Linked DNA regions of Homo sapiens: region 2 is linked to region 1. A link is a contact called in ENCODE Hi-C or POLR2A ChIA-PET data. All regions are on one chromosome and are shown on one strand. Each heading gives the region's core, a stretch centred on a gene start or an enhancer-like site at or near the end of the contact. The rest is flanking DNA. Distances are from core to core; before and after follow the strand shown.

Region 1 (4,902 bases), core at 1,789-4,288:
AATACCTTCATAACTCACATCTTGTTACCCCATCCCTTTCCTTCCTTCAGAAGCCTTCTTGATGATTCCAGGTGATGGGTTCATGGAGGAATACTGTGTGTTAAATAGATTCCCAACAGACTTCTCAATCTCCAAAACATCTGAATGCCCTGAGGAGTGAGATGTTATCCTCCTACCAGTGGGGTGGCACAATTTTGATCTGGCTGCTTGAGCTCTGACCATTTGTCTTCAGTGTTGAGGCAACAGTGGACAGTGGGAAAGGAGAGGTGGCCAACAACTGGGATGTTCAGTCTCCAGAAAGTAACCTAGCCATAAGACTGGCACCAGTGAGAGAGGGCCAGCAGTGCAAGTCCCATTGTCCCCAAGGACTCTGTGACCTCAACTCTTTCCATGCTAGAATTGATACCACAGTTGTTCAAGAAGGTAAGCTGATGGTGAGATCCACCAGGGTGCAGGCCGGCCTTTAGCCAGCAGCCATGATAAGGGGTCACAGTCCAGCTCTAGGGAGGAGGCAGGACCAGCACAGTTGGCTGGAAGGCTTAGCTTAGTTCTAGTTCCAGCAGGTAGAGGAATGAAACCCAAAATCTGAAAGTCAGGAGGCAGGAGGAAATGTTACAGCTCTCTGAGAATGGGGCTGCCCAGGGGTAGAATTGTGGGCAACAAAATTCATTCCAGCTTCCCCACCAGCTGATGAGAACTGAGCTCCTAATATAGTCCTGGGCCTGGTCAGAATTAGTCAAGTGCTACTGAAAGCTGAGCCTCCGAGTTAGAGTACTTTTTTTCTATGGAGCTGAGAAAGGCAGGCCAATAGCTAGGTCTCATCTCCTCTTCTGAGGTCACATAGCCTATCTGCTCAGGGCTAGAAATCTCACAAGTATGTTTTCTACACTAGTGATTCGCAACTGTCACTATACATTGAAATCACCTAAACAGCTCTAAAAGATAGGATGCCTGGGTCCCACTCTCAGAGTCAGATGAGGAATCTGTGCATTAGGATTTTTCAAAGCTCCCCAAGTAATTCTCATATGCAGCTAAGGTGGAGAACTGCTGTTCTACCACTTTTCAGGTCACCACCCAATTTTCACTTCATTTACATGGCTGAAAACAGAAGTTGTGTGACCTCCTCCCTCACCAGCACAATCCTTTCCCACAGCCCCCATCCTCCCTCTGAAAGAAGTGATTGGGTCATGTAATTATCTGGCGTCCTTCCCAAAGCTAAACCATGTGATCCTTGGTTCTCTCTCCTGGGTGTACACTGTTCTTTCCCTCTGTTTACTTGTGACAGCCCCACTTACCTTCATCCCTGCCTCCTGGGCCCAACTCTAGCATCTGCCATCTTTGTTGGCCCTGCAGCCATGCCTGCTGCATCAGCTTCTCTGTCTGGAAGTATCCAAGAGTGATCACTTTTGTTTCCGTATGATTTGTGTAACACTCACTCTCCACATGATCCTTCATAGATTAGTTGGTTTCCTTTACCTTTCCATCAATGTGGATCAAAATCAAACTAGGTATTCAGGACATGAGTTGACTCAAATAGCAGCTGGGTATACTCAATTACTTTTCAGTTTTCTTCTGGCTCTCACTTTCCTTGATACATTGCCAATAAAATAAATGATAACAATAACAATAATAATAAAATCTGGACTGGGATAAGCCAGTATTTTAAATTAGTTTTAAAAAGTCAGAAGCATACAATGTTTCAAAGACATTGCATTTCTTTCTTATGTGAAAGAGTCATTGAGACTTGTTGCTAACAAACTGTTACCAAGTAAATCCTATAAGAAATAGTTTTCTGTTCAGAAAGAAGTTTACCTGCCAATTACTTAAGATATATAACAAATTCTAAGTATTACTATTAGAAAGGAGGACACTAAATTAACACTATGTACGAACAATACGTTTGGATCTAGAAAACAAAATGATTGACTTTTTTAAAGAATTAATGACAGTTGTGTAGTCAGAATTACGGAAATGGAAACTTAGGAAAATCATTACAGAAAGATATGGAAATGGAAACTTAGGGAAATCTATTAGTACCTAGATGGTTTAAATATTCTTTTAAAGTTGTATTTATGCTTTTAATTTGCTTTGCACACAGCTGCTTCACAAAAGAGCAAAAATAAACTCTGACCACATCTTATGTTAACGATTTTATACTCTTAAGTATTGTACTAGGCGAATGTACCTATTAAAAGACATCTTCTTTAGACAGCCTTTCTGAGGGCCAGAGTAGATTGAACTAAGAGCAACAGGCATCTGCACTTGTCTGGCTTTCTAGTGCCCCTCCCCCATCCTCCTCTGGGACTCCCCACCTCCCTATTATCCAGCAACTGAAAGGTTAAAGGCCTGACCCAGCAGGTGACAGTCCAACCCAGTGCTGGTCTTCTTACCCTCCTTGCTGCACCGCACTTCTGACTTAGGGACACATTTCAGGATGGCTTATTTGATCTGTGTAGAATCCAAGAAGTGATCTGATTCAAAGATCACCCATCTCTCACAAAAGCAGCCCTCTCAGTTTCTCAAGAAGATCAATTATTACATACAGGTTTATGACTCAGCCACAGAAAAGCAGTCCCATCAATCTGCTTGTGTTCATTTTTCATTTTAGCTTAATGGGTGTTTGCTCAGTGTCCAGGTTTTATCTATATTTGCAAATTCACTTTATTATTTTAAGCAATATTTTAGAAGTTGAAATTAATCTTATAAAGTTGTATAGCTTTTAGGACATTTTCTTTTCCCATTAAAATACAAGAACCATATTCTAGTTTTCATTTTGTGGAGTCAAAAACATACACGTGTATGAAGTGTCTATGAGTCAAGCACTTCCTCGTTATTTTTTGAGTTTTTGGGAAATCACAAAACACCCTTTGAATAGCAGGTAAAAAGGGCATTATATAGTTAGAGGAAAGCACTCCTGTGCTGGCAGTCAGTAGTATGTCGATGTTTCTATTAAGTGAAAGAGTGTTGACTTCTGCTTCTTCAATCCTCCCTCTCCAAGCTATGGAAATTGAAATTTCTCATTAGGCCACGAGGTGGCAGATTAATTGCAGAAAAAAAAAATTCTAGTATGAAAGCAATACAGAAATTTCTTCAGCTAAAGGGAAATAAATATCCTTTCTCCAACTAATACCCCTGTGTGGTACACCTCTCTGACCAGAAGTTACACTTGCTAAGAGACCCAGTGGTTTAAGAGCATTTCTTACATGTTTTCCTGTTTCTTTGAAAGAAAGAAAAAAAATCTCTTTGACCACTTCCTAATGATCTTCCTGAACACGCAGCTTGCTTGAGTCCTGGTGGAAAAGGCCTTGTATGGAAGCCCCAGGGACAACTTCCACCACTGAGGAATTTTCAGTCTTCTGCATCTGTCAATCAACTGAACCATTTATAGCTGGTGTCTTCTTTTCTCGTGCCCATAAGCCCTGTCACTGTTGAGCTGGGCCCACCTTAAGACTGATGTCCTTTGCAATTTCTGGGACTACTGCAAGTGCTCCTAACTGTCCTCCCTGCCTCCAGCCTTCCAACCTGCAGCCACTCGAGTTGCCTTCCTACACGTCAGAGCCGACCATGCCATTCTCCTGCTTAAAAACCCATCTCACTGGCTATGGGACCAAATGAAACCTTCAATGCTTGACACACAAGCCTTTTCCAACGTGGCCGACAAACACACACTTGCACAAACACACCCACACACACATACTTATTAATTCAGTAACACAGACATTTAGCAGTTCACCAAACATGCCTGATTTTTCACAACTCTGCATACTCTGTTTCCTCTATCTAGAATGTTCTTCCCTGTCTGTATCTGGCAAACCCTAAATCCCGCACGATGCTTTGCCTAACCTCTCAGGTAGACCCGCAGTGTTGCTGCTGTGAAAGGAAAATAACTCTTGGGACCCCCAAATCACTACACTAAAGAAAAAAGTCAAGCTGGAAATTGCTTAAGGCAAAACTGCCTCCCATTCTATTCAGAGTCATCCCTCTGCTCACTGAAATAAATGCGTATCTGATTGCCTCCTTCTGAAAGGCTAATCAGAAACTCAATGCAAATGGTTATTGAGAAACCAATGGTTATTTGTCTCTCACCTACTTATGACCTGGAAGCACCACCCCCCCGCCCTCACCTTTCTGGACAGAACCAATGTACATCTTACATATATTGATTGATGTCTCATGTCTCCCTAAAATGTATGAAACCAAGCTGTGCCCTGACTACCTTGAGCATATATCGTCAGGACCTCCTGAGGCTGTGTTATGGGCATGCATCCTTAACTTTGGCAAAATAAACTTTCTAAATTGATGAAGACCTGTCTCACATATTTTGAGTTAATAATTTGGTGACCAACGTAAGTGACTCGGAATGGAGGTGGCTCTGGCCTTTGGAAAATCTTCTATGGCCACTTGGTACAAGCTTGAGCTATCTTTATGGCTCAAACTGTCACAGGCGTTTGAATCAGAGCAACTCCATTTTGAATATGGGCTGGGTGAGGTAAGGCTAAAACCTACCGGGCTGCATTCCCGGGATGTTAGACATTCTAAGTCACAGGATAAGATAGGAGGTCAACACAAGATACGGATCATAAAGACCTTGCTGATAAAACAGGATGTGGCAAAGAAGCTAGCCAAAACTCACCAAAACCAAGATGGCAATGAAAGTGACCTCTGGTCGTCCTCACTGCTTAGCATGCGTTAGCATGTTAAGAGACACTCCCACCAGCACCATGACAGTTTACAGATGCCATGGCAACATCAGGAAGTTACCCTATATGGTCTAAAAAGGAGACAAACCCTCAGTTGTGGGAATTACCTACCCCTTTCCTGGAAAACTCATGAATAATGTACCCCTTGTTTAGCATATAATCAAGAAGTAGCAATAAGCATCATCAGTACAGCAGCCCATGC
Region 2 (4,902 bases), core at 879-3,378, 270 kb before region 1:
TTTTTGCAATTGTGACAAAGTAGCATTTTAAATCAATGAGGACAGGAAGGGACTTTCAATAAATGATGCTGTAACAATTGGCTTATCATTTAGAAAAGTTTTCTGCTTTAGAACACACAACTCCACATGTATTAAGAATATAAATGTGAACAATAAAAATATAGAAAAGATATCTGTGTAAAGAAGTTATTTCTATGCTTAATGGCAAAATTTTAAAAAAATTGAGAGATTTGATTATTTAAAATGAAAACAGTTCTGATCAGCAGATAATCTGCACAAACAAAATCAAGTCAAATGAAAAACTGGAATCATACATTTGGAATACATAATACAGAAGAAGGATTAATATGTTCTACACACACACACATTTTATACATATATATATATATTTTTTTTTTTTTTTTTTTTGAGACAGGGTCTCACTCTGTCACCCAGACTGAAGTGCAGTGGCACAATCTTGGCTCCCTGCAGCCTTGACCTCTTGGGCTCAAGTGATCCACCTTGGTCTCCCAAAGTGTTGGACGTGAGCCACCACACCTAGTATATTCAATATGTTTTTTAAAGCCCTTACAAATCAACAATGTAAAAAAACTTGTGGGGAGCCTGAGGGAATTCGCCCATACAAATAAACACAAATATCCAGTAAACACTCACAAATTGAATTCAACCTTAAATGACAGAAAAATACAAATTAAAACAATTAGAAGGTATGAATTTTTACTTATAGCAAGTATCGTTTAAATGATAATACCCAGTTTTTTTTAATTATACTTTAAGTTTTAGGGTACATGTGCACAATGTGCAGGTTTGTTACATATGTATACATGTGCCATGTTGGTGTGCTGCACCCATTAACTCGTCACTTAGCATTAGGTATATCTCCTAATGCTATCCCTCCCCCTTCCCCCCACCCCACAACAGGCCCTGGTGTGTGATCTTCCCCTTCCTGTGTCCATATGTTCTCATTGTTCAATTCCCACCTATGAGTGAGAAAATGTGGTGTTTGGTTTTTCGTCCTTGCGATAGTTTGCTGAGAATGATGGTTTCCAGCGTCATCCAGATAATAGCCAGTTTTGATAAATATTCAGAGAAATAAAACTTTCTCACTGGACCAACAGGGGTGGATATTAGTACAGTTTTTTTGGAGGACAATGTGATAATGTGTATCAAATGTCTTTAAAACATTCATGTCCTTTGAACACATAGAAATGTACTCCTAATAAACAATTATGAATTATTTGTCTATGAGAATATTCATAATAACACACTAGGAAACAACCAAATGTCGAATAATATGGGAACAGTTAAATACAGCTACCATGTAGCCATGAAAAATGATGTTGGAGAATAACAGCATAGAAGAATGATGTCCACAAGATGGCAGAATAGGAAGTCCCAGCCCTCATTCTTCTACAGAAACACAGATTTAATAATGATGTAAGTAACAAAATACCTTTATGAGAAGACTAATTCTAATTAACAGCTTGCAGTACCCTTGGATAGGCACAAAACCAAGAGCAGCTGTGCTGAAACAGATAACAAAATGAATTTCACTTTATCTACATCAGCCCCTTGCCCAAATCAGCACAGTTCAGTGACTCCTCCTTTGTGGGGAGTGGGGGAGAGTGGGGAAAATGTCCAATGGTTCCCAGCCTTTCAAGATGCTCCCCAAGGGGCTAGTTTAGCACACACAGAGTGTTGAAAAGATTGGTATTGTTACAGTAACTAGACAGGCATGAGCAGGGCAGGAGAAGGCTCTCCCCCAACCCACCAGGAATGTCAGGTGTCCCTCAGGTGATGGTTCGGCAGTTACCACACTGCTTCCCTAAAAATGATAATTTGGCAGCTGTTGCCAAAGGGCTGGTTTATGCTCTGCGTCACAAGGAGTGAAGAAAATGAAATAGTCCAGATTCCTGGGGCAGGTGTTGCTGGCATGGCTCTGAGAGATTGGGATAATGCGCATAACTGAGGCTTCTCCCTTAGGAAAGAAGGGAAAGAAAGGAAACTGTGAAAGAAGCCTTTCACAGTGCTGATTGAGAGGCCAGTTTCGATCTTGCCTCACACAGATCACTGATGGAACAGACACAGTCAAACACCAGAGGGAGCAAGAGATATGGGCTCCTGAAAGAAAAACGCTGAATACCTAGAGCAGCTAGGAATGAGGGCCCTGAATCTCTAGCTGAGTTGATTGATGAAGGCCTTTCCTAATCAAAGCCAGTCTGTAAAGACTGTGAAAAGGGACTGTTTTTTCAGGTGTACAAACACCAATGCAAAGCTACAAGGACATGAAGAATCAGGAAAATGTAACACAATTAATAGAACGAAAGAAATCTCCAGTAACTGATCATAAAGAAATGTAAATTTATGAACTGCCGGACAAAGGATTCAAATAATCGTCTTAAAGAAGCACAGCAAATTGCAAGAGAACACAGATAGACAACTACAAGAAATCAGGAAAATGATACATGAACAAACTAAGAATATCAACAGAAACAGAAATTATGAAGAACCAAACAGAAATTCTGAAGCTGAATATAATAACTGATCTTAAAAATTCACTAAGGGGCTTCAATAGTGGACTTGATCAAGCAGAAAAAAATAATCAGGAAACTAGAAGACAGGTCATTTAAAATTATCCAGCCAGGAGAGCAAAATGAAAAAGAATGGAAACAGTGAATAAAGCCTAAGGGAATTATGGGACACTATAAAGTGAAACAGTTTATGCATTACGGGAATCCCAGAAGGAGAAGAGTGAAAAAAAAAAGAAAGCCTATTTAAAGAAATAATGGCTGAAAACTTCCAAGATCTGGGGAGATAAATAGCCAGATTCATGAAGCTTAAAAAAATCCCAAATTGGATGAACCCTATATACAGAGACATATTATAATCCAATTATCAAAAGCTGAGACAAAGAAAAATTAAAAAACAAGAGAAAAGTGACTCATCATTTACGAGAAGCCCCCATAAGACTGTCAGTGGATTTCTCAGCAGAAACCTTGTGGGTCAGAAGGGAGTGAGGTAATCTATTCAAAGGGCTGAGTGGGGGTAGTGGGGGAAAAACACCCTGCTAGCCAAAAATACATTACCTGTCAAAACTGTCCTTCAGAAATGAGGGAGAAATAAAAAATGTTCCAGACAAACAAAAAATGGAGAAATTCCATTACCACTAGACCTGTCTTACAAGAAATACTAAGTGGAGTTCTTCAAGTTGAAATGAAAGGACACTAAACAGCAATATGAAAGCACACGAAAGTATAAAACTTAGTAGTAAAAGTAAATACATTGACCAACACAGAAAACTGTGGTAATGTAATGTTGGTGGATACATTTAGCTCTAGTATAAAAGTTAAATGAAAAAAGTTTAAAAAATAACTATAAATATGAAAATTTATGGATAGATATACAATATTAAAAGAAGATAGAAGCTGGGTATAGTGGCTCACACCTATAATTCTAACACTTTGGGAGGCTGAAGATTGCTTGAGCCCAGGAGCTGGAGACCAGCCTGGGAAACATGGCAAGACTTTGTCTCTACAAAAGAAACAAAAAAATTAGCTGGGTGTGGTGGCACAGGCCTGTAGTCCCAGCTACTTGGGAGGCTGAAGCAAGATGATCACTTAAGCCCAGGAGGTTGAGGCTGCAGTGAGCCATGTTCAACCTAGGTGACAGAGCAAGATCATGTATCAAAAAAAAAAAAAAAAAAAGATTTAAAGTGTGACATCAATAATATAAAGTGTGTGTGTGAGAGATATAGAGTTTCTGTATACAGTGGAAGACAAGTTATCAGTTTAAAATAGACTACTGTGTTTCATGCAATCAAGGTAACCACAAGGAAAATTCCCATAGTAGACATACACACACAAAAAAGAGAAAGGAATCAATGCAAATCACTATAAAAAGTCAATAAATCACAAAGGTAAACAGAAAAAAGGGAAAGAGAAACAAAAGAAATACAAAACAGAAAGCAATGACAGTAGTAAATCCTTACTTATAAATAACTACTTTAAATATAAATGAATTAAACTCCTAATCAAAAGACATAGAGTGGCTGAGTAGATGAAACAACAAGATCTAACAATGTGCTGTCTACAAGGGACTCACTTTAGAATCAAAGGCACACATAAGCTGAAGGTGAAGAGATGGAAAAAGACATTCCATGCAAACGTAACCAAAAGATAGCAGGCTGGCTATACTTATATCACACAAAATAGACCTTAAGAACTATCACAAGTGACAAAAAAGGTCACTATATAATGATAAAAGGGACAATTCATCAGGAAGATATAACAATTATAAATGTATATGCACTTAACATAAGTGCACCTAAATATATAAAGCATACATTGACAGGTTTGAAAGGAGACATAGCAATACAATAGTAGTGGAGGACTTCAATACCTCACTTTCAACAATAGAACATTCAGACAGAAAATAAATAAGAAAACAGTGCTGCACTGAAACAATACCATGGACCAGATGGATCTTACAGACATACATAGAACATTCTATCCAATAGCAGCAGAACACATTCTTCTCAAGTGTACATAGAACATTCTGCAGGACAGATCACATGTTTGGTTACAAAACAAGTTTCAACAAACTTAAGAAGACTAAAGTCATACCAGGTATCTTTTCTAACCACAATGCAATGAAACTAGAAATCAACAACGTAAGAAGAAATGGAAAATTCTCAAATATGTGATTGTCCCTGGATAACTCCTATTCATCCTACAATGCTCAGTTTAGGAGATGCCCCTTTTGGTTATCTTTCTTCATCCTCCCATGCCCATCTTACCAGTTCTCATAGCTCTTCCTTTCTGTGGAGGGAGCACTTGATAACCTGCACAGCCCTTGATCACAATGCTTATTAAACTATACTGTAATTCAGTTTGCTTAGAATAT

Evidence for each region. Hi-C counts contacts between places; a loop is a spot of excess contacts on that map. ChIA-PET counts read pairs that join two places held with the same protein, here RNA polymerase II (POLR2A). Pooled maps may share reads with other maps.
Region 2: a map of naive thymus-derived CD4-positive, alpha-beta T cell shows a loop between it and region 1 (21-fold over the local background). The contact joins two enhancer-like sites. A Hi-C loop is called at or near these places in 17 of 168 maps with a recorded cell type or tissue (A673, CD4-positive, alpha-beta memory T cell, Calu3 and 13 more), 8 of 37 single-sample maps with no recorded cell type and 19 of 50 pooled maps. POLR2A ChIA-PET finds 5 or more read pairs at or near these places in 2 of 52 experiments (B cell and PC-9).

Annotation. Positions count from the first base shown.
Region 1 is chr7:106,460,712-106,465,613 of GRCh38, reverse strand. No RefSeq gene overlaps it. Among named protein-coding and RNA genes, the nearest start is that of CTB-30L5.1, 140 kb to the left of the region's middle. Within about 2 kb of position 3,038, at least 2 of the 41 ENCODE cell types and tissues checked have a DNase peak (open chromatin) inside an H3K27ac peak, as active enhancers do.
Region 2 is chr7:106,733,902-106,738,803 of GRCh38, reverse strand. No RefSeq gene overlaps it. Among named protein-coding and RNA genes, the nearest start is that of LINC02577, 39 kb to the left of the region's middle. Within about 2 kb of position 2,128, at least 3 of the 41 ENCODE cell types and tissues checked have a DNase peak (open chromatin) inside an H3K27ac peak, as active enhancers do.